Regions from separate parts of the Mus musculus genome. Here region 1 is linked to region 2. The links are chromatin loops, found by intact Hi-C in ENCODE. Cell type or tissue: left cerebral cortex. All regions are shown on one strand. Links, peaks and the distances in the headings refer to the core of each region. The heading gives the core; the rest is flanking DNA.

Region 1 (11,431 bases), core at 2,949-7,948, 160 kb before region 2:
TATGATGGAGATAAAAGAAGAAATGGGTGGGCAGGAGGATGGCCATGGTCCTTGTCGGCAGTCCTTCCTCCGGGCACAGAGGAGGAGGCTGGCTGAGGTCTCCTCTAAGATGGCGCTCCTCTGTGCCCTTTAGGAGTCCATGCCAAAACTAATCCTCAGGAGGGTGCCCTAGATACCAATAGCTTTACTGAGTATGGGGCTGGGGGATTTGTTTGACATCTCTCTGCTCTGCTGGATACGGTGACACTGAGGCTGGTCGTATACATGGGTGGTGTCCTGAGGACCTAGCTTCACTCAGTTCTTGTCTGTGACCACAGGTTAGATCTTGACCTCTGCGTGGAGTTTAAGGGTATCTCTGTGTGTAGAGTCCTTTTCTTGCCGGTAAGGATGTGGGCAGAAGGAGGGTTTCCTGTCTGACTCTCACATGAGCTGTAAATAGTACCCTCTCATGAGCAAAGAGGGAAAGATTAGTCCTACTGAACCAGAGGCACAGAACTCTTTGGAGACTGTCATTACTCTGTGTGTGTGTGTGTGTGTGTGTGTGTGTGTGTGTACACGTGTGTGTGCCTATGTCTGTGTCTGTGTGTCTTTGTGTGTCAGTGTCAGAGTCTGTGTATGTCTCTCTATGTGTCTCTGTATGTATGTATGTGCATGTGTGTGTATGCATGTGTGTGTGTGTGTGTATCAGTGTCAGAGTCTGTGTATGTGTGTGCTTCTCTGTGCATCTCTGTATGTGGGTGTGTGCATGTATGTGTGTGTGTATGCGTGTGTGCGCGCATGTGAGTGTGCATGTGTGTATATGCATGTGTGTATATGCATGTGTTTGTCAGTGTCAGAGTCTGTGTATATATGTGTCTCTCTGCGCATCTCTGTATGAGTGTATGTGTGTGCATGCATGTATGTGTTTGTGTGTGTTTGTGCCATGCTCACAGGCCAAAGACAACAGATCGTGAGGAGCTAGGGCTCCCGGCTCTTGTGAGTGTGAAGAGAGGGCCTGAGCTTAGCACCTCTGCAGGAACAATGCATGCTAAGTCATCTCTCCAGCCCCTGGCTGGCTTCCTTCTGAAACAAAGAGTGTCAACAACAACCCAGATGTAGCTTGCTTTCAAGAAAGCTGTAAGTGTTAAAGAAACTGAATGGGTTTTGTTTGCTGAGAAAACTAGAGAAGAACCCATAACAATAACTGGAGAGCACACACACAGACACCAGGGTTGTGAAGGGCTTTCCTCCCTGCTCCATGTCACGCATTTGTTTCATATGTTAGACATTCAGAGAATCCACATCCACCCTCTCCGCAGAGAGATTCAGAGCATAAGGAAATGGCAGATCCAGACACAAAGCCCAGCAATTCTGTGAGTTCAACCGTCCCTTTCTCCCCAGCACCTACAAGGTCTCTCTCTCTCTCTCTCTCTCTCACCAGCTAAGAAGGTTCAAGCGGCAGGTGTGAAGCCTGGTGCTGGCGCCTCTTTCGCTTCCATGGGGATGCGGCCACGAGACTGTGCTTGTATTAGCCTTTGCACCTGTGAAACGTTTACTCTCCGGATAGACACGTCGTCGTTGACAGTGTTAGGATACCTAAGTCCTCTCCAGGTAAGCGCTCAATTGAAGTAAACTAATTTTTCTTTCCCTGAGAAGGCCTTAGGAAAAAAAAAAAACCAGGGCAATATTTTCTAAAATAGAGGTTTGCCTTTAGGCACCGATTTAAACAAAACTCGACTTATATACTACTTATTCATGTCAAACTGTATGTATGACAATTATTCTCACAACTGCATTTATAAGCATATGATTAATATATGATCATATGTAATTGTACGATCTATGTTGATTGTCTATGTACCTAAACATGTTCTATGCAATGTATACACAATTATACACGAAGGGAGAATGCAATGACAAAGTTCCCTGGAGCTCCACGGAACATGAACAAGCATATGGACTGTTCCCTTACACCTACTCCTCAAGCCAGAGCATTGAAGATTTATATAGTTAGAGACTATGTGGTGTAAATATGTATAAATTTATATTGTGCTAATTTATGGCATGTGGTACAGAAGGCTGCTCCCAAGTTGCAGTGTATCTCTTCCCACGGTTCTGCTGAAATATTCATCTCTGGGTTCCTTCCCCAGCCTTGCCTTTGTTTCCCCGCAGATGTTGGGAGCAGCTTGTTTTCAGGGGCTTGGAAGTCTGCTTGCTGAATGAGAGTCAGGTGAAGAATGTGCTGTCTCAGCTAGGATGCAACCAAAGGGTGTCCCCCTCACCTCCAGTCATACCAGCTTCTGTTGGGAAGGCAGATGCTTCCAAGTAGATACATTCTTTATAGCTGCTGTCCCTGCCCTAAATGGTTTGTATATTAAAACTCTAGCAGATACAAGAAACCTGAGATTACAATATATATATAATCTGGTGTGGTTTCACTTATATATTAGACACAGGAAGAGTCTAAAAGTGATAACTAATAACAAAATAAGACAATAGTTATAGCATACTATGATAAAAAATATTAAACCCAAAGAATTGTTTATTCCTGGAGTCTTCCATTTAATATTTTTTGGACCATGGTTGACCAGAGGCAACCTAAACCACAGAAACAAGGGAAGACAAGAAAAAAATAAGTGTGTACATAAAAGCTGCTTTAAGGGCCAACATACTCACACACACAGAGAGACACATACACACATGAGACAGGGAGAGGGAGATAGAGAGATAGAGGTAGAAAAGTGGAGATAGATAGATAGATAGATAGATAGATAGACAGATAGATAGATAGACAGATAGATAGATATGTAAGTAGGTGAATAGATATGTAGATAGATAGATAGATAGATAGATAGATAGATAGATAGACAGATAGATAGAAGATAAATATGTAGGTAGGTGAATAGATAGATATGTAGATAGAGATAGATAGATAGATAGATAGATAGATAGATAGATAGATAGATAGATAGATAGATAGACTTTTTATATTAGAGGTACTCTGGTCTGGTCCACCTGTAGTTATTTGTGGCTGTACCAAAGGGGAAGAGATGGCTGGAGATGAGAGGTTCACAGAGGGCTCACAGACCACACTCCGTCCACTCTTGCATCCGTGTAGGTAGCTGAAAGTACTCCTATTGACCTGCCTGAGTTAATCAATGTCTCTTCTCCCAGTCCCTCCACCTGGAGGCGTGTTCATGGGAAGTGGAGTGACTGAGGAGGTAGTGGTCAGGAAGAGGAAGAAAACCAGAGCCCCAAATTGATTAAATGGCTCCCATATGACCACCAGCTTGTGGGGAGATGGAAGGTGGTTTTAAACCCCCCATAGATCTCGGTTGACAGGAGTCTCCCGTCACAGGTCAGATCTGCCTCTCTCAACACAGGGAAATGAGTGAGCAGCTATTTTTGGATTGTTTACTTCTTGTCTGTTAGGATGGTGCTGCCTAGAAGTTTGAGAAGAGTCTTTTTGTGGTACTAATGGAAACACCTATTGATCACACGAAGAAACGAGAATCAGATCCACTTTGCAGGTCTTTTAAAGTACCATAAACTCACCAGGCCTCTTGTGGTGTTCCACAACGACAAGGTAGCATTTGGACAGATTTTCCAACATTTTGGAACCTTTTTTTTAAACAAAACAAAACAAAAAAACAAATGTGTGTTGCCACATGAGTGCTTTTCAATCACCTTGCCATTTTTAAAGTTCTTGAAGTGAAAGGAAAGAAATTCTAAGTGTTTATCATCGAGACTCTTAGGGCCACTTAGCTGGGAAATATTGCAGACCTAACACAACCATAGTCAGCCTTTCCAAGACAAGGGGGATAAAGAGGTCCACTTGGGTGCCCTCTGATGAGTAAACAAACAGACAAAAACAAGTAAACAAACAACCTCCCCACCCCAGTTCTGCATCTGAATTATTTACTGACATTCAAGCTCTGCTAGCCCTTTTGACACTCCTGTGTGATTCTTCGTTGTCCCGAGCTTTCTGGATTTTACTATTCCATGCTGACCACGCCCAGTGAGAGGACTGGCACCCATACTCAGTCAAAAGAGAAAGTCCACCACATTAAGCAGGAATAAATGGAAAAATTTTGTGTATAGATTATAAGGGCCTGGTAGAGTGTGACCTTTAGCAAGTTGGGGGGACCATGGGAACACTGTGGACAGTGAAAGATCCCTGCTGAGAGTTTAGGGCATGAAGCCCTCTTCTAGACTATCTTTCTTCCTCTCTGTGATCTCGCAAGGAAGGTGAGATGATATTACTATCCCACTGTTATTTCTCAGGTTTGGAGATGGTGTGGTTTTGCTAGACTGGGTACTGTCAAGGATAAAACTGAATCTCTGATCCAAGCAGTAAGTGGTTGTGACAACTAGTGTTGATTTTCAATTTGACAGGATTTGGAATCACCGAAGAGACAGATCTTCCAGCACACTGGCGAGGGATTATTTAAAGCAGTGTAGTCTCTGGGCATGACCGTGAGGGATTTTTCTTGATTAAGTTATTCAAGAGGGGGAGAACCATCCTAAAACTGAGCTTGTGTCCTGGTCTGCATAACAGAAAGGGGAAGCTTAGCATAGGTATTCACTACCCTGCTCCCTGACTGTAGATGCAATATGACCAGCTACCTCAAAGTCCTGACACCCACACCCCCTCACCATGATGGAGGTGGGATTCCTTTCTCTTGTGAATTGGTTTCATCATGATGTTTTATGACCATAACAGGAAAGGAAGTTAACTCATTGGTGTTTGAGAAATTTGATAAAGAAGTAAGTAGCTTGAAGTTTATTTTTAATTAATCATTTTATTCATTTACATTTCAAATAATATTCCCCTTCCTGGTAGCCCCTCCACAACCCCCCCCCCCATTTTGCCTTCCTTCCTCCCCCTCCCCTTTGCCTCCACCCACTCACCCATTCCAGTGTCACTGTTCTAGCATCCCCCTACGCTGGGGCATCAAGCCTCCATAGGAACAAGGGCCTCCCCTCCCATTGGTGTCAGATAACGCCATGCTCTGCTCTATATGTATCTGGAGCCATGGATCATTCCATGTATACTCTTTGATGAGTAGTTTAGTCCCTGGAGCTCTGGGCGGTCCAGTTAGTTGATATTGTTCTTCTTATGGGGTTGCAATCCCCTTCAGCTCCTTTAGTCCTTCCCCTAGCTCTTCCATTGGGGTCCCCAGCTCGGTCCAATGGTTGGCTGTGAGTATCTATCTGCTTCTGTATTGGTCAGGTACTGGTAGAACCTCTCAGGAACAGCCATACCAGGCTCCTGTCAGCAAGGGTTTCTTGGCATCAGTAATAGAGTAAGGGTTTGGTATCTGCAGATGGGATGGATCCCTAGGTGGGGTGGTCTCTGGATGGCCATTCCTTCAGTCTCTGTTCAAAGGAGGGAATCCTTTAACACCAGCTGAAGAAATCCATGCAATGGATTTTAAAGTTAGACATCTAAAAGGATTAACTCCCAGGACAATGGTTTGACTTGTTATGAGTCTCTGTGATGAAAGAGAGGAGGAGATGGTCTCTGGAGCTAAAAACAGGTGCCAAGCCTCCACGAGTCTTTCTCTTCCTCTGACAGATCCATGAGTAATTGACTTCATTTACCAAACAGGCTGAGCACAACGTAAAATTATGCTACTCATCTGAACTGAAAAATCTCCTCTGTTTTCCTGCATAGTCTCAGAGCGCCATGTGTGAGAGAACGCGACAGAATAGAAACTGATTATGCAAAATGAGAGAGAGGAGAGAGAACTGCATCTCTTGGTGGCATGTGGCAGCCTGGCGGGGAAGGCAGAGCCCAGGGACATTGGGTGCTATCTCTGACGACCATGTGTCACAAGCTGAGTGGCAGGATGGAGCTAGGATATGGGCTTATGTGTCCTTCCACACAGCCCTCTATGTTGTGTACGAGTTACACACAGGTGTTCCTCACACTTTCAGAGAGGCATCTGAGGGGCGACTCAAACACCCACGTGAAGGTAAGGAGGACCACACTATTCATTATTTCTTTTTTTTTTCCCCTGCTTTGTGGCGTTTTTCCCAGAGTCTCCATTCTGGTCTTTACAGCTCCTTCTAGAGATTTGAATATTCCTTAAGAACCCAGCCCACTCAGCACAGCAATTGCAAGAGCTTTGAAGAGGACGGAAGAGGTTACTTGATTACATAGAGAGGTGATAAGGAGGTGGCAGCACTCTGAGAGTCTAGACAGAACAGGGAATCAAAGTGATGGTCTAAAGATAAGCCTGATTGTTCAGGATGTCTACCAAACCAGTGCGAGCCTAGGAGCTATCCAGGGTCCTGGCTTCCTCCTCCCTCACCTCAGGGTCTTGCTGCGTTGGAGGCTAGAGCAAATCCCTGCTGTGGGCGTGGCTTCAGCTTGAATTCATTCCAGCTTGCTTCCCCTTTCAGTGTTCTGCTAGACCTCAGTGATCCCAGAACCAACCACTTGCAAGCCTCGGGCTTCATCTGATTTGGATAGCCAGCTCCATCTGATGCCACCTGCACTGTGGTGTTAATTAAGAACAGGCGGTTTCCTGGACATTTCTCAGTAACTGTATTTACACAGGGACACACACACACACACACACACACCCCACAGGTGCTCACATCATTAGGCTGTGCTGTATTTTTAGATACATTTTTGCATAAGCACACTGCACTGAACTCATGTACAGCAAATAGATCATGCCTTAATACCTGACCTCTCCCCAAAGTTTGTGTATATATATATATATATATATATATATATATATATATATATATATGACTGAATTCAGAAACTAATAAAACTCAGCATACAAAATCCTGTGCCCTGGAGGAAGGTTTGAAGACCTATGTAAGGAAATCTGTATACTGATGCCTAACTGTAATCATGGCTATAAAGAAGTACCACAAAAAGTGTCATGATCTCAAGGCTGGCACTTTGACTACAGGCATTTGATTCTCTGCCCCTTTATCACCTTCTGAATTGACGACAGGATTCTAAGGACCATGTCTCAGGGCATAGGGACTTGCCTTATTCAGATCTTGGAAAATCTGAACACTAAAATAATTAAGCAGAGTAAGAGATCACAAGCCACTGGGGGTGGGCGGGGCGGAGATTACAAAACCACCTGTCCATGCTGAACCTAAGGGGAAAGGTAATTCAAGGAGAAGAAAGCATTCTTCCTTATTGCCAAGTCTCCAAGACCAATTGGTAAACACCATCATTTTGTAAGCATTATGTTAAAGACTGGAGCAGACAGAAGTGTCACTGAATGCTAAGTCCCATGGGGAAACTTTGAAAAGCAGGATATTTTCACGGTTTAAAAGTGTACGTGTGTGGGAAGAAGAGTTTTCTGAAATACAGAAATGTTGGCTGGCAGTACCGGGGAACAGGTTGGCCATACCGGGCCCGAGGGAAAACTGGGTCGGCCCCAGACTCCTTCTTCATGGTCTTAAAATACAGGAGATATTGGAAGTGAGAGCCAAAGGCTGTAGAGAGGGGTGGTGATTCATGAATTCTATATGAAGCCAGATCATTGTTCTGAGAAGGGAACATAATGTTATTTTAAGCTATGCAATGACTTAAAAAAATATACAACTCATGGATTCTTTTTGACAACGACTCTAGGTAACTGAGTGACTAACCAAAGAAAACACTCAGGAATGCAGACATTGCTGGCACAGAAGTGCTACAAGGGAGCATTTAAACCGTCGAAACAAGAGTTTCTTTAACACTTTGAAGAATCTTTGAGGGAACCGAGTGCAAGATGTCATCGGTACTTGCAAAAAAAAAATTCTCAGCATGAAATAGTATTGATGCTATTAATGCCGTGTTAAAACAAGGAAGTGAAATATAAATTTGCATATTAACTCACCAAAATTTGGGGATTTAAGGGGAAAGAAGAGAGAAGTATATATTGATCGCAGTGCTTTGTGGGAGGTGGTATGAGTCACGAGACTGACAGGAAGGAGATGGCTCTCTCCAGTGCTGTAACTGGTGAGCGTTTGATGAAGCTGTGCTTAGGGTCTCATGGGATCTGGTGGGAGATGATGAATCACGCTAAGCGCTGTCACAGCAGGTGATTATAGCCAACTCCTAGGCCCTAAAGCACTGGTTCTCAAGCTTCCTAATTATTGTGACTTTTTAATACAGTTCCTAATGTTGTAGTGACTCCCCAACCGTAAAATCATCTTCATTGCTACTCCATAATTCTAATTTTGCTCTTGATATGAGTTATAATGTAAATATCTGATATGCAGGATATCTGATATGTGACCCCTGAAAAAGGGTCATGTGACACCCCCCAAAAGGGCCAAGACCCACAGGTTGGGACCTTAAAGGGTCTCAGGGAAGGAGAGAGTGCTGTAACTATGGGAACTGTGGCTTTAGCCATGACTTCATGAGAGCAATTACCTTAAGAGCCATCTTTAGGAGAAGAATATGGCACTGCCCACCCAACATCCTTCAGGAAGGGAGGTAGGAGGTGGTTACACTGGGTTTTCTTGCTTCACATTCTCCATCATCTGCCAGAGGCTACCAGTGGCTGAAGTCAAGGGGACCCTGTGGTTGAGGAATCCTACTGAAAACCCTAGAGGTCAGTCTCTGAGCCATCAGGATTTCATGAGTAACCACAGGACATTCAACATTGACAACAGATACCTTGATTGGGGTGAACGTTTTACTAGAGATATAGAGGAGATGAGGCAAATCAACTTGTCATGTAGTGTATTTCCTACTTCAGGAACTTAAAATTCATCCACATTCTAAACCTTGTAAGAACATTAGCGAAAAGTCCGTTTAACCCTATTCATTTTGAATATCTAAAACATATTTCATGGTGGACTCTGTCATTAGTGACAACTCTTCATACCCATGGAACTTTGGGAAATACAATCCTAACAGGTTCAAACATGTACTCTATACTCTACCAATCACAACTAATAAAAATTCATAAAGCAAAAAATAAAATAAAAAGATCCTCTAAAATTAAAAATCCTCATTGTGTTAAGCCAAAATATAAAGGATACAAGTCCTTTAGTAGAAAACAAAAGATGCTAAAAAGTTCAATTTCTAAAGAATGGAGTCAGCAAGAACTATATTTCAAATTTTACAAAAGCACCCATGTATTAGGAATTACATGTAAAGGAGTATTATTTGGGAGTGTACCAAAGTCTCTTGCTTTGGGATTTGCCTTTGCTTGGGCATGAAGATGTTCAAAGGAGATGAAAAGACCATTGTTGAAATGGAAGGGGAACATGAATGCTGAATTTCTAACATTTGCATCTAGAGATTTTAGCTGTATTGCTATGGAAAAGCATTGCGCTGTCTTTATACATCTCTCTCCTAAACATAGCAAGAGGTAGAGCTGGTGGGCCATTTTCACATCGTGCTTAGACTCCAGAGAAGAAGCATTTAATACAGAGGGAGTGCAAAGACAAGAAAGGCCATCCCTCTTGGTTCCCCAAAATGGGGAGAGAGTAGGGGTGGTGGAAATGGGAGACTTGGGCGGCACAAATGCGTCCTGATTCCCAGGCAGAGCACTGATTTGGGGGTGGGGGTAAGAGGATAAGGGATTGAGACTCTGTCTCCCTAGCAAGCTGAGGGAGACCCAGGAAACTAAATTTAAACACATTATGTTGGTAAGCAAATGAAGGGACTTAGTTTAGCTACATAGTAGTTCATGGGTTATGGACAGGATAGAGAGTTTCTAATATGCCCTATGGAGAGATGCCATAGGTAGCTAAGGGTACTATGTAGGGCAACCTGCCTCACTGGGTCTTTCTTTGTACCATGGCCTTCTCTTGAGGAGTATGAGGCTAGTGGTCAATCCTGAAGGAAAAGTGGGAGTGTTCATCAGAACACTTAGTCGTCTTGGGCCAGTGGGAGCTTAAAGCCCCACCATCAAGGGCAGGAGGGTACAATGCTTCAACTGTAGCACAGTATCCAGGAGATACTGTTGGGATCATTGTTCCCTAGCATTGACCAGTGATAACTCACAAGTCATCCGATCCCTATATTCACAGCCTTTACAATTGTGAGGATGTGGAAGACAGATTATGCACTCAGACGCTGTTTTGGAGTGGATATGGAAGGATATAGTGACCAACTATCCCCATTTGCCTGGGGCTGAGTGGCCAGGATGTGGGGATTTTAGTGCTCATACTGAGACACATATGAACACATATGAAACCAGTATAAGCCTATTACCCTACATGGGTAGCCATAGTCTGAAAGGTTGGATGCTATTTTCTCATATAGACTCAGCCTGAGGTGCTTGGAGACCATTTGAACTGATATACTGGAGTGATTCACCCAAATTGGGCTGCCATTTATTTTCTGGTCTTCCTGGTTCCATTCAGCTCTTGAGTACTAGAAGAGCAATTGCAGACCCATGAATGTCATTACACAACTGAAAGCAATAAAATAGAGCATGCAAAAGAAAAATCTATCCCCACAACAGCAAAAGTAAATAGTGTGACATAAAATATAAGAACAGCTTCTGGAGGAGGAATTTGTACAGAATTCACCATCCACCATGACAAATAGAGAATCACAGCTAAGACGGGCAGGCAACAGGGAGTGTCAGAGTGTGGCTTCCCACGCCCCACGACTTCTGAAGTTGATAACCTGGAGAGGTTGGCTGGCCAGAGTACCACAGCTTAAACCCAGCAGTTCTCTGAGACAACCAAAGGTTGAAGACCAGATACAATTTGTAGGACGAACGATGGAAGAAACGTGATCTGGTTTAATTTTTGCATCTGTGATAAAACATTCTGACTAAAAACCCCTTGGGAGAAGAAAGGATTTATTTCATCTTACACTTCTTGGTCAGAGGTCACAGTCTATCAGGGAGGGAAGTCAGGACAGGGACAGGGACATGAAGCAGAATCCATGAAGGAACACTGCTTATAGGCTCACTTCTTAATCTCAGCCATACAACCGAGGACTCCCTACCTAGGGACGATACCTCTCATAGTGGCCATGGTCCTCCTACATCAGCTAGCAGTCGTGACGATGCCCCACAGACATGGCCATAGGCCAACCTGATCTAGCCAACTCTCCAATTGAGATCCTTCTTCCTAGGTGACTCTAAGTTAAAATGATCTTGACCATAAACCCTTACCTGGACAGGACAGAAAGACAGCTATTCAGAGATATTCTCAACCTTCCTAATGCTGCTATCCTTCAGTAGTACTGCTCCTCGTGTTGTGGTGACCCTCAACCACAACATCATTTTTGCTGCTACTTCACAACTGTAATTTTGCTACTGCCATGATTCATACTGTAAATATCTGATACGCGGTTCCTGTGAGAGGGTCCGCCCCTAAAGGGTCATGACCCACTGGTTGAGAACCACTGCCTAATGTATCAGCAGGAGATAAAATGGGAAGAAAGAGTGATGGAAACTCTGAAGCTTACAAAAGGCTGGGAACAGCACATCTCCAGCTGTGAGACAGGAGTGATGAC
Region 2 (11,431 bases), core at 2,269-7,268:
GGCCATAATCAACTTTGGATGTCATTGCTTGGATACTGTCTTAGCTAGGGTTTTACTGCTATGAGAAGACACCATGACCAAGGCAACTCTCATAAGGACAACACTTAATTGGGGCTGGTTTATAGGTTCAGAGGTTCAGTCCATTACCATCAAGGCTGGAACATGGCAGCATCCAGGCAGGCATGGTGCAGGAGGAGCTGAGAGTTCAACCTCTTATTCCAAAGGCAAATGGGAGAAGACTGGCTTTCAGGCAGCTGGACAAGGGTCTAAAATCCCATACCCACAATGATATTCTTTCTCCAACAAGGCCACACCTCCTAATAGTGCCACTCCCTGGGTCAAGCATATTCAAACCATCACAGATATTATCCACCTCATCTCTCTCTCTCTCTCTCTCTGTCTCTCTCTCTCTGTCTCTGTCTCTCTCTCTCTCTCTCCTCTCTCTCTCTCTCTCTCTCTCTCTCTCTCTCTCTCTCTCTCTCTCTCTCTCTCTCTCAGACTGAATCTCTTGCTGTCCCAGAATTCACCAAGTAGCTAGACTAGCTGGCCACCAGGAAAGAAAAAGCAACCTTCCAGTTGCCATAAATTGGTAATAGTTCTTGGGACCAGGATTAACCAAGGAACAGTCTCCCATGCTTCTCTTGTTCATCAAAGGAGAAAACTGTATGCTACTTGATGGGATCACCATAAACTCCCTACTCCAGGGTTGGTCTGGACATACAGCATCTAACACAGCACATGTTGAGTTTGTCTTGTGCCCTAAGACTAAGGCAACAGAAACACAGAAACTTGCTTCTACTCAGTCCTGGAGAATAACCCAGAACACTGACTTTTCTTCCTCCCGTCTTAGTGACCCTAATATCTGTGTCTCAGAGCCCACCATCAGGTGCTTTACACTAAAACCAACAACACGCATTTGAAATACAGGTCTCAGCATGGTAAGTCCTTAGGGTCTTTTCTGAGATGGAGACCAAAATGTATGTAATAGAAGGTGAATGTTATGGGCATTGGATAGAGGAGTTCTTCAGATCTGGCAATCCTAAACACTGAAGGCAAGCCTAGAAAGGTGTCTTAGCACTGAGGCATACTTGGTGCTCCAAGAGGACCCAGGTTCAGTTCCTAGCACCCAAATGCTGCCTCACAACAACAGAATCAACTCAAGTTTCAGAGCATCTAATGCCCCTGTTTCTGAGGGCACTGGGCATGAACATGGCACACATCCATGCATGAGAAACACTCATAAACATAAAATAGAATAAAACCTAAAGAATAAAGATAAAATAAACAACTAAAACTAGAAGGTAATGCTTGTTACAGCTGAACATTAGCTAGTTGGAGATAATGATCCTTGAGATGCGGTTCCGGAATACAGAGATACGTGAGGGACCTCATCTGGTCAATCAAAATTTAAAAACAGAAAAAATGAGGGTTTAAACTTCAAAACCTGACCAATTAATCCCCCCCCTTTTTTTGCATAACTTGGGCTTGTCTGGTGTCAGAATATTGACTATTTCCTGCATGTTATTTCTCTAGCATTTTGCTGACCTGGTCTGACACAGATCCCCTTTGATGCAGCTCTTCATCTTTGGCAAACTTGGGAGTCGTTGTCGTCAACAGCAACAAGACGTTGCACAGTGTTTGTTATCAAGAGCTTTAAGAACATCCATTTGGATTCTCTTGACATAATCCCAATCAATGTCATTACTCTTGATCCACTCACTGATAAGGAAACTGAACCGCAGAGAAGAAGTGACAGACTAAATGTTTGTGTTCCCATGAGTCCATGTACCAGAGTCTTGGTAGCCAATGTCATGTTTTATTTGGAGCTGGAATGGAGGAACAATTAAATCATAAGGTTGAGGCCCTTATTAGAGGTACTGGTGCCTTTATAAGAAGAGCTATGAAAGATATGATATTTTCTATCTATCTATCTATCTCTATCTCTCCATCTATCTATATCTATCATCTACCTACCTACTTGTCTACCTATCTACCTGTCTGTCTACCTACCTACCTACATATCTGTCTACTTACCTACCTGTTATCTGTTATCTACCTATCTACCCACCTTCCTATCTTTCTCTACATCTTTGAGAAGAGATCGGTCAACCAAGCCAAGAAGAGAACCCTTATCAGAAACAGAGTGAATGAACATCTTCAGTTTGGGCTTTGAGCCTCTGGAACTATAAGGGGTTTCATAGTGGTTGTTTAAATTGCCTGATATGCTGTTGTAGAAGCCTTGCCTAAAGCAATTCACTTGTCCACAGTGGTACACTTAGTGACGAGAAATGGTAGATTTAATCAAGAACATCTGCAGGGAACCCATTCACTTAGCGAGGAGATAACACCCTTTAACTTCAATACAATATGAATACTGTTCAGCTTTGTATCTGTTTGGTCTTGCCAAGCAAAATAAAAGCCAACACCTAGCTCTCCCGGGTAATGGGGCAGAAGATACTGTGCAGGAATAATCCACAGATCACAGATTCCCCACAGCATGGGTGATAAGGAAATCACCTGGACCACCTAGATACCCACCCGACTTTCTAGAACCTTGTGTGGGGGTTGTGGCTAAGGAGGGTCCAATGATAGTAAAAGAAACATCGATAATAGATCAAGAGTAGTGGAAATAAGGTCACAAGAATGGAAGCAAAGGATCGATCTGGGAAGGGTGGAAAGTAGCACAACCCATCCTGTTTCATTGGTGTAATATTCCCTGGCTGAGTACCTGTCCTTTTCTCTGCTTCTTAACTGGCAAGAAGGAGCAAGCAGTCTCATGCAACCTCAGAGAGGACCCCATTCTTCAGCTATAGTAAAATGCTTTTGCTGAACCGTGAACCAACTAGATCTCTGTCTCTCTCCTTCTTGTCTCTCTGTCTCTGTGTGTGTGTCTCTCTGTGTCTCTCTGTGTCTCTCTCTATCTCTGTCTCTCTGTCTCTCTCTGTCTTTCTGTCTGTCTCTCTCTCTCTCCCTCCCCCTCTCTGTTAAGCTGCTTTTGTTAGGCATCGCATCAAGCAATGAGAAAAGTAAGGAACGCACACCTGTGGAGGGGCACGTTCATCCCTGCTCTCAAGCGTCTCAGGGTCCAGGCAGGCTATGTGAATGAAGGGCAAGAAGTCTCCAGAGAGCAGAGAGGAGAAGCCTGGCTTTTTTATAAAAGCTTCGGAGGGAAACAAAACAAACAAACAAACAAAACAAAACAAAACAAAACAAAACATCACTGGCCATTGAAGGAACAGGAGCCCCTTCCCCCCACATCACCTAGCACTACACTCACCCCCCCCACACACACACACACTACATCCCACTCCACACACCCCACCCCTGTGGATGAAGAAGTCAGACATTTCTGAGAGAAGGTACAGCTGAACGAAGGTACTGAAGTCTGAGGGACCATGCTGGACTCGTTCACCCAGAAGGGGCATGTTCAGGACCCTTGTTGAACTATCATTTCCCATTTTTCTCCCCACTCAGGAACAGTCAGTGTCAAGTCCGAGGTGAGCTTGGTGACATTGCCCCATATGCCGTGCATGTATACAATGCTTCTTTCATGAAAAACACAGTGGATAGAGGCTGGGGAAATGGGGAGATGGCTCAGGAGGTAAGATGCTTGCTGAGCAAAGCAGGCGGGCCTCAGTTCGGCTCTCCAACAGTCATGTAAAATGACAGGCATGGAGGGGTGTGTCCATAGTGCTTTTGATAAGGATAGAGAAAGGCAGATCCTGGGGACTCACTGGTCAGCCAACCTACCAGAAGCAACAGGCTTTGGACTCAGGGAGAAACCTTGTCTTAAAAAAGAAGGTAGAGAAAGAATTGACAAAGACATCCAGATGTCAAGGTCTGGCCTTCACACATGCTACCTGGGCGAGTGCACCCAAATCCGCATGCATGAGCACACCACACACACACACACACACACACACACACGAGTGCACTCATGTATACACACAAGCAGTGAGATTTTGGTTTCTTTTAAAGCCCAGTTATGTTCTGTGAACATGGTTTTGTTTTAACCCCAGGCAAGGGATATGGGCTGCTTCAGTTTGTCCACAGCCGCTACAACTGTTGTTCTCTAGGAGGGGCATGGGTTTTGCAGCTGCAGATAGTTTAAACTTGGAGACTCTGGAGAAGGGATAAATGGGAGAACCCCAGGAGAGCCTGTGACATCTGCTGCTCCCCCTAATGCTGGTCTCTGATGCTGCTCTTGGTCGCTGTTGCTGCTGCTACAGTTTGCCAAGTTGTCCTGAGCAAAGAGACAAGAAGAAATTGGATATCCTGACCATGGGGATTGAACTTGCCCCAAGGAACTCAAGACCCTTAATCAGCAGGAAGTAGTCTAAAGAGGTCTATACTCTCTTTCTCCCTCTAACCTTCTTCCTCTCCTACCTACTGTTGTGGGTTGGAGTAGATTAGGGTAGAATAAAGGTTGGAAGGGTAGTAGACATAAGAACTCAATAAAATAGCTAAACAAATACACCAACACACACACACACACACACACACACACACACATACACACACACACACACACACACACACACCATCATCAGCCAAGGGACATAGCATGTGAGAGAGTTCCTGGGATAACAACCAGCAAGATGCCTGGCAGATCAGAGAGTATCTTAGGAACAAAGTAGAATTTCTTTTCTCCTTCCCCTCCTCCCTACCCCTCTCTCTGATCATGATAACCAGAAATGGAAAAGAACACTGAACCAAAAATAGTAGCACCATTTACTCTGACGGAATAGGAAGCAAGAAGACTCCACTTGTGAGTTTAGGCTCTGGAAGCAAGCAACACCTCCACATCTCCCTTTTACTCATCCTTCAAACAGAAAGCAGGCGTAGATGGGAATGTCTTCCCGGGCAAGGACAGAATTAATGCAATCTTGAGTCCAGTTGTACAGCTCCAAATTTCACCAAGAGAATGGCCTAATGGAGTGGAGCGATCCACCAGGCCAGCTGAAGGCGGACGCTGCCACTGGTTTTAATATAGTCTTATTTATAGTCTGAAGCAATTTGCAATGTCTGTTGCATCAAATAGACACATCCTTATTGCATGCACCACTCAGAGCACAGTGGAATAGAACATTCTAGAACTGAAATGAACAGTCTTTAAGAGTTAAATGCCATGTGGGAAGGTAGAAAATGTGCATGCTTCCAAGTCCCAAAATACGGTTCCTATTCTCTGCGTGGCTTTCTGTGTGACTCTCACGCCCACTGAAGCCTCAGTCATTACCTCTCAAATTTTTCACACAGTATCCCTGTCTGCAAAGAGAAGCAAGGAGTCTCATGCCCAAGCATTTGAGGGACATCTTGGAGCTACATCTTGTAATTATAGCCATCTCCTTTAAAATGCTCTGATGGCTAAAAATCAAACAGAACTCTGCTATGGGTCTGCTTTATGTGTTTCTCATTTTGGTCCATTGTTTTGTACAGTTTATTCTCTAGAGCCCGTGTTTATGTTCTGAGGCTTTGACTAGACACTCGGTAAGCAATCTTCTGCCCACTAAAATGTATCAGACAGTGGTATAGCTTATCGCTTCCCATTACAGATGGTGGTGTGTTGGGTTGGGTTTCAGTAAATATGCCACAATTTCTTTATCAGTTATCTTGAGACAGCTATCTGGGCTGTTTCCAGGTTCTATGTGATATAAACACAGATATTGTGACCATCCCAAAGGTCTGGGCAGACAGGCAAGTGTTTCTCTACATCCCTAGAGGTGGCATTGGAGAATCCCTGGTGGAGATAGTCAACTCATTTTGGCTTTGTGACTGTATGTGTCTGCGAGCGTGCGAGCGTGCGTGCGTGCGTGCGTGCGTGCGTGCGTGGCCAGAGAAGTATGCTGAGTCCCCTTGAGTTGAAGTTTCAGGCAGTTTTGAGCCGCCTGATATGGGTTCTGGAAATGTAACTCTGGTTCTCTGCAAAGAGCAGTATGGGCTCATAACAGCTCAGCAATTGCTCCAGCCCCTGTGGTGCCGGTGGAACAGTGTCACCAGACAAAAACTGGGAAGGTTGAGTGGATTTAGAAACCCCGGTAATTTCCGTGTCTGAGAATGGTAGGCATTTTATCTATTCCTGACCTGGTTCCTGTCCTGGGGCACATGGCCACGACACTCCTCATGGGGATCGTTTCAACTAGTGACACAGTACAAAGCAAAGAGTTCTCCATGTTAATGAAGTATCTAGAAAGGCCCTGGTGGGTCAATAAGCTTCTCTTTCCAGACCTTCCTTTCTGTAAAAGGTATTAAATCTCTGGTCTACCCTGAGTAACTCCTACATATCTATTTTCTACTACCTGTAAATAGTTTGGACAAGGACCATCTCTCCCATCAAGAACCGCCATGGGGGAGGAGAGAGGCTTCATCATACAGAGCCTCACCAAATAAGTCCCCTGCAGAAGGCCTCTAGCACTCCAGACACTCACCCTGAGCTAAGCTGGATTCCCCCAACACCCCATCCTCGCCCTACCACCCCAACCCCTGCCTGCTCATCACAATCCCAACTCTTCGAGGTTCCTATCAGCACCTGGGTGCCCGGGAACTAGGGATCCTCAGCCTGCGTAGTTTCTTACCCTGGCTGGGGCCCCCATCTTAGGCTCAGTTCTGCCATCCCTGCACCCTGATGGTGATAAGGATGGTATGTAGCCTAGCCCCACCCCTTTGTTTGCCCAAGCAGCGCTCATACACCCCAGCTGCAAGGCTGAACTCAGACCACAAGTCCCCGTGAAACAGTTCTTAGATTTAAACACTAAAAGTTGTATTTATCATTCTTATCCTGGACAGTTGTTCTCTACTTGTGTGTTTAAAGATATGTTTAGTGTTCTAAAATCCTGAAAGCGTCCTTCCAAGTTTTAAATTTTTACCTCTCGAGTCTAAATCCACAACCCATCTGTTATGATTCACTATGAAATGTTCCCCCAGTGGGTTCATGAGTGAACGCTCAGCTGGAGGTGCGATTTGAGGAATTTCTGAAAACCTTACGATGTTAGGCCTGGCTACAGAAGTAGGTCGCCAGACTCCTGCCCTTTGAGGTATGTTTGCCCTGACCTCTTCCTGTCTGCTTCCCTGTACTTCCTGTCAACAGTTAAACGAAGACATTCCAGTGCTCTGCTGCCCAAACCCATCAAGTCAAATGACCACAGACAAAAATCCTTTAAGACAGTGAGCCCAAATGGACCCTTCGACTTTTTGGTTGTGTATGACCGGCATTCAATCGCAGCTGTGGAAATCCAATATGACATCAATATTACTTCTGACTCTCATGTGCCATTTCCTTTTCAAACTTTAAGCTGGATTATACATCCTTTGGATTAACTGAATAATGTTTTTTAGTTACTGAGGGGACTCTAGAGTGTACTGTGAAAGTTCTCCTGACCCAAGTGACTCCATCTGAAAAGATCTTCCCTCCGTTTCTATACACTGCCCCCCCCCCCCCCCCAGCCACAAGGTCTGGTTCTTAGCTGGTCCTCCTGGGTTCTTAGTGCACTTGCTGTAGTGTCCCTGAGGTAATCTCATCTATTTCTGGGGCTTTTCACTGGTGATTCCTAAGACTGAGTCTTGACCTTACATCATCTCCCTCAACCCCTTACCTCCCCCACTCGAATGTCTCCTGACATCCAAAATGATCATGTTTGAAACTGAGCCCTCGGTCTTCTTCTGTTCATCATCCCCTCTTCCCCAGTTCAGTAAATGTCACCTCCTTCCACCACATCCCACGTCAGATGCTAAAGGGTCACCTTTGACGCCTCGCTCCTGCCTCACCTGCTTTGCTCACTGTGTGTCTGGGATCTGTTTTGTCCTCTCTTCTCTGTGAAGCATTTGTCACATGTCTCCTGATGATGAGACTGTCTCCCTGTCTCTTCGTTATTCCCGCTGCTTTGACCCCAGTTCCCTTCCAAACATTTTTCCCAAAAACAGAAGCCAGACTGACCTTGCAAAGATATGAATGGATCACTCAACATTTAATTTTCCAAATTAAAAAAAAAAGATCTCAAACTCTTAACATTATCTGGAGAGTGCCCTGTCATTAAAGGACATCATGTCTCTCTGGTTAATCCAGGTTTCCTTGGGGACAACCTAGAGCATTGCTCCTTCATCTGTCCCTCAGATATCAGTTTCTGACCATCCCTTCCTGTGCTAGACCATCTCACAGGCACTTAGACTCTTCCTCACGTCATCTGTGGGATTTGAGACTAGAGATTTGATCATTAATCTGTTGTCTTCATCCTCACCAGACTCTGGTACCTTGGAGCAGGGACTACTCTGTATCCTTACTGCTTACATTGTATCCTTACTGCTTACATTGTATCCTTACGGCTATCTCTGCAGGACACAGTACCTGAAGCCTATATTAGGAACTTAAGAAGCCTCTATTAAATGTAGCAGACTCATGGAGGAGCTAAAGGATAGTCAGAGCTCTTAGAAATAGGACTCCAAACGTCTGACTCCAGGCATGTTTCTTTGAGAAAGATGCTGGGAAGATCACCCTGTGGCTGGTCTCGAGTATATTGATAAACTTGCCTCTTAGGCATCTCCACCTGCTGCCCAGGCATTTCCCACTTTCTTCCAAAGAGTCCTCTATAAAAGGGAAACAAGAAAAGGGAGCAAATGCACCCAGCTCAGAAGTCTGCCGGGCTGTATTGGCTGCTTCCACTGATTATCACTGTTACTTTGAGAGGAGACATAATTAGTGCATTAGGACTTAATTGTAGCATAGACAGATGCACCAGATCACCCACCACCTAAGTTTACTCAGAGCTTTGGACACAGTAAAAGCAAGAGTAGCACTCAGTATCGGTGCGGTGATATCGCCCCCCAGTGGCTCTTGGTGACTTAATCACAGCAGCAGCATCCCAAAAGCCACTGTTAGTCCAGAAGGACTCCAGCTTCCACAGAGGGCTGGGAGAGAGTCCTCACCTTCACTTGTCTCAGAGTAAAGCTAGAAAGGGAGTCTCCCCCGCCCCAACCAGCACCCTTTTCTTAAAGGAGACCTGAAAACATTGTTGTCCCTTCTCTGGCACTGTCTCAATAAACAATTGGCATAGCTATTTGGTTTTGGAAAAGAATCCAACAGGAGCTGGTAGGTCCATGCTTAGATGTTCAGACAGGAAAAATTATGTATGAGATCACAGAACTAACTACTGCCAACTACGAGACTTCTGAAATCACGGGCAACCATTGCCACATGTCCTTAGGAAGTGTTGTTGTTCAAGTGGCTTCAGGCTTCTATGACAAGTCTCATTAAGGAGCCCAGGCTGCCTTAGAACTCATTATGTGCCCCAGGCTAGCTCAAACTGGCATCTATTCTCCTGCCTCAGCCTCCAAGAGCTGAGACTGCAGACATGAGCTAGATACCACACACAACTAACCTGTCAGTTACTTGGAAGAGTAGGTTTTTTTTGAGGGGGGAGGGGAAGGTGCTGTGGCATTGTTTTTGTTTGTTTGGGGAAATTGGTTTTTTAATCTTTGGAAACTTATCCAAAGATATTACCATGCTTTTTTTCTTTACTTCAATTATGTTTTCATTTCTCCCTTCCTGGTCTTGTGCTATGACTTTATGCCATTCAATGTATTTTCCAGTTATACATACATATATATATATATATATTTGGGGTGTGTGAAGTTATCCATCAGTGCATGATAACCTTTGGGGGTTTTAATCTTTTCCTTCATAAGTTTTACTTGGAGTAATTTCATTGCTATGTCTTCTAGGTCTCTCATATTTTCCTCAGTAGTATCTAATAGGTTGTTAATCCCATTGAATTCAGTTTGTTTTTTTTAAATCTCATACATGAAAGTTTCAGATTCAAAAGTTCATTTGGCCTTGGCCGTGGTAGAACATGCCTTTGATCCCAGCACTTGAGAGACAGAGGCTGGTGGGTCTCTGTGAATTTGAAGCCAGTCTGGTCTACACAGTGAGTTCCAGGACAGTCAGGACTATACAGAGAAACCCTGTCTTTAAAACAAACAAACAAAAAAGAAAAAGAAAAAAGAAAGAAAAAATAGAAAAGCCCATTCGGATCTTTTTGATATTTCTCATGTTCCTATTCATTCTCTCTGATTCTATGAGTCTATGAGTGTACGTGATATAATAATAAAACATGTGTCCTGGTGACATTTAACTGTCCATTTGACACACAGCCTAGAGTCACCTGAGAAGGAGGTCTTGATTTTGAAAATAACCAGATCTGATTGGCTTGTAGACATGTCTGGGGTCAACAAGACTGATTACTTATAATTGATTATTAATTGATAATAATAGTAGGAGGGCCCGGCCTACTTGGGAAGTGACATTCCTGGAGAGATGAAGCATGTGTCTTAGGACAAGCCAGCCATCAGTGTTTGTCCACGACTTCCCCTTTAAGATCTTGCTTGAGTTCCTGCCTGGACTTCTCTCAGTGATAGACTATGACAAGGAGGAAGTGCCAGAAAAATCCTTTCTAAATTGCTGTGGTTGTTCATCACAGCAACAGAAAGGAAACTAGAACAAACGCTAGTGTCTTGGTTTAGAATTCAAACATGCATACTATTCCTGGAAAAGGTCCCACTGGTCTCCTAGAATTATGGTTCCATCTTTTCCTGCTTCATTGCCTGGCAAGACGTCAGATAGATGTCAGATTTAATCAGTTTTTACTTTTGGGGTCACAGGGTTGTTTCAGGTCCAGAATTTCTGAACTGAGTTTTTGGTGTGCAATTTCATTGCTTGGGCTCGGTTTCAGGTCTTGCTTCTTTCTCTCTTATTTGGCACTAGGTGCATTTTGCATGCATGCATACGAGGCAATCATTCTGCAGCTATGCAGCATGCCAACGCTGGGCCTTCCTTTTACAGCATGTTAAGTAAGATCAAGCAGTAAAGAGGGAAAGGCTAACTTTTTCCCACTACTAAATCTGTCTTCCAGTCTGACTGGTGTGAATGGGTACCCACAACTCTATGCCCCCTCCTCTCTGCTTCTTTTTAGGAATTTCCCTCTCTGCTTTGGGTAACTCTCTCCTGCACTAATGTAAATGAGTCTTCACTACTCCAGCCTCTGCAACTCTCCACAACCCTTCCTCTGGCTAACCTGAGCTTCTGGCGCTCTTACAAATCCGAGCCATCCTTGTCCTGCCTGGCCTCTCTTCTCAGCTGAGTCCCTTGCCCATTCCTAGACTCCACTCAGGTGTATTCCCCATTCAGTCTTTATAGCTTGGAGACTTCCTCTGGGCAGACACTTGGGTAGAGGCTCACCCGGGTGGTGTCCATTTCACAGGGATTCCCTGTCCCACACTGTCTGGTGCCCCAGGTCCAAGGACTTGACAGCCAGGTTGCATATAATGTCATTTGTTTTTAAGGACAGAAAACACCTCTTCCATGACTCCACAAGGATGGGCGATTGAATTCTCTGGACCATGATGCACCAGGAGAAAAGGCTATGGGAAGTTATCATGGTATCTT

Evidence for each region. Peaks named below come from ENCODE experiments on the same cell type or tissue, not always from the same donor. Only the 100,000 strongest peaks of a DNase experiment are listed, where the experiment ranks them.
Region 1: it touches region 2 in a loop (2.5-fold over the local background); 2 of 42 quality-filtered maps call a loop at or near these places.

Annotation. Positions count from the first base shown.
Region 1 is chr13:46,090,893-46,102,323 of GRCm38, forward strand. No RefSeq gene overlaps it. Among named protein-coding and RNA genes, the nearest start is that of Gm45949, 35 kb to the left of the region's middle. In left cerebral cortex, for the core only: no CTCF peak of the experiment used is centred there; DNase peaks (open chromatin) are centred at 5,652, 6,041, 7,372 and 7,925; H3K27ac peaks cover 1,583 bases.
Region 2 is chr13:46,249,212-46,260,642 of GRCm38, forward strand. No RefSeq gene overlaps it. Among named protein-coding and RNA genes, the nearest start is that of Stmnd1, 19 kb to the right of the region's middle. In left cerebral cortex, for the core only: no CTCF peak of the experiment used is centred there; DNase peaks (open chromatin) are centred at 4,778, 5,146 and 6,867; H3K27ac peaks cover 357 bases.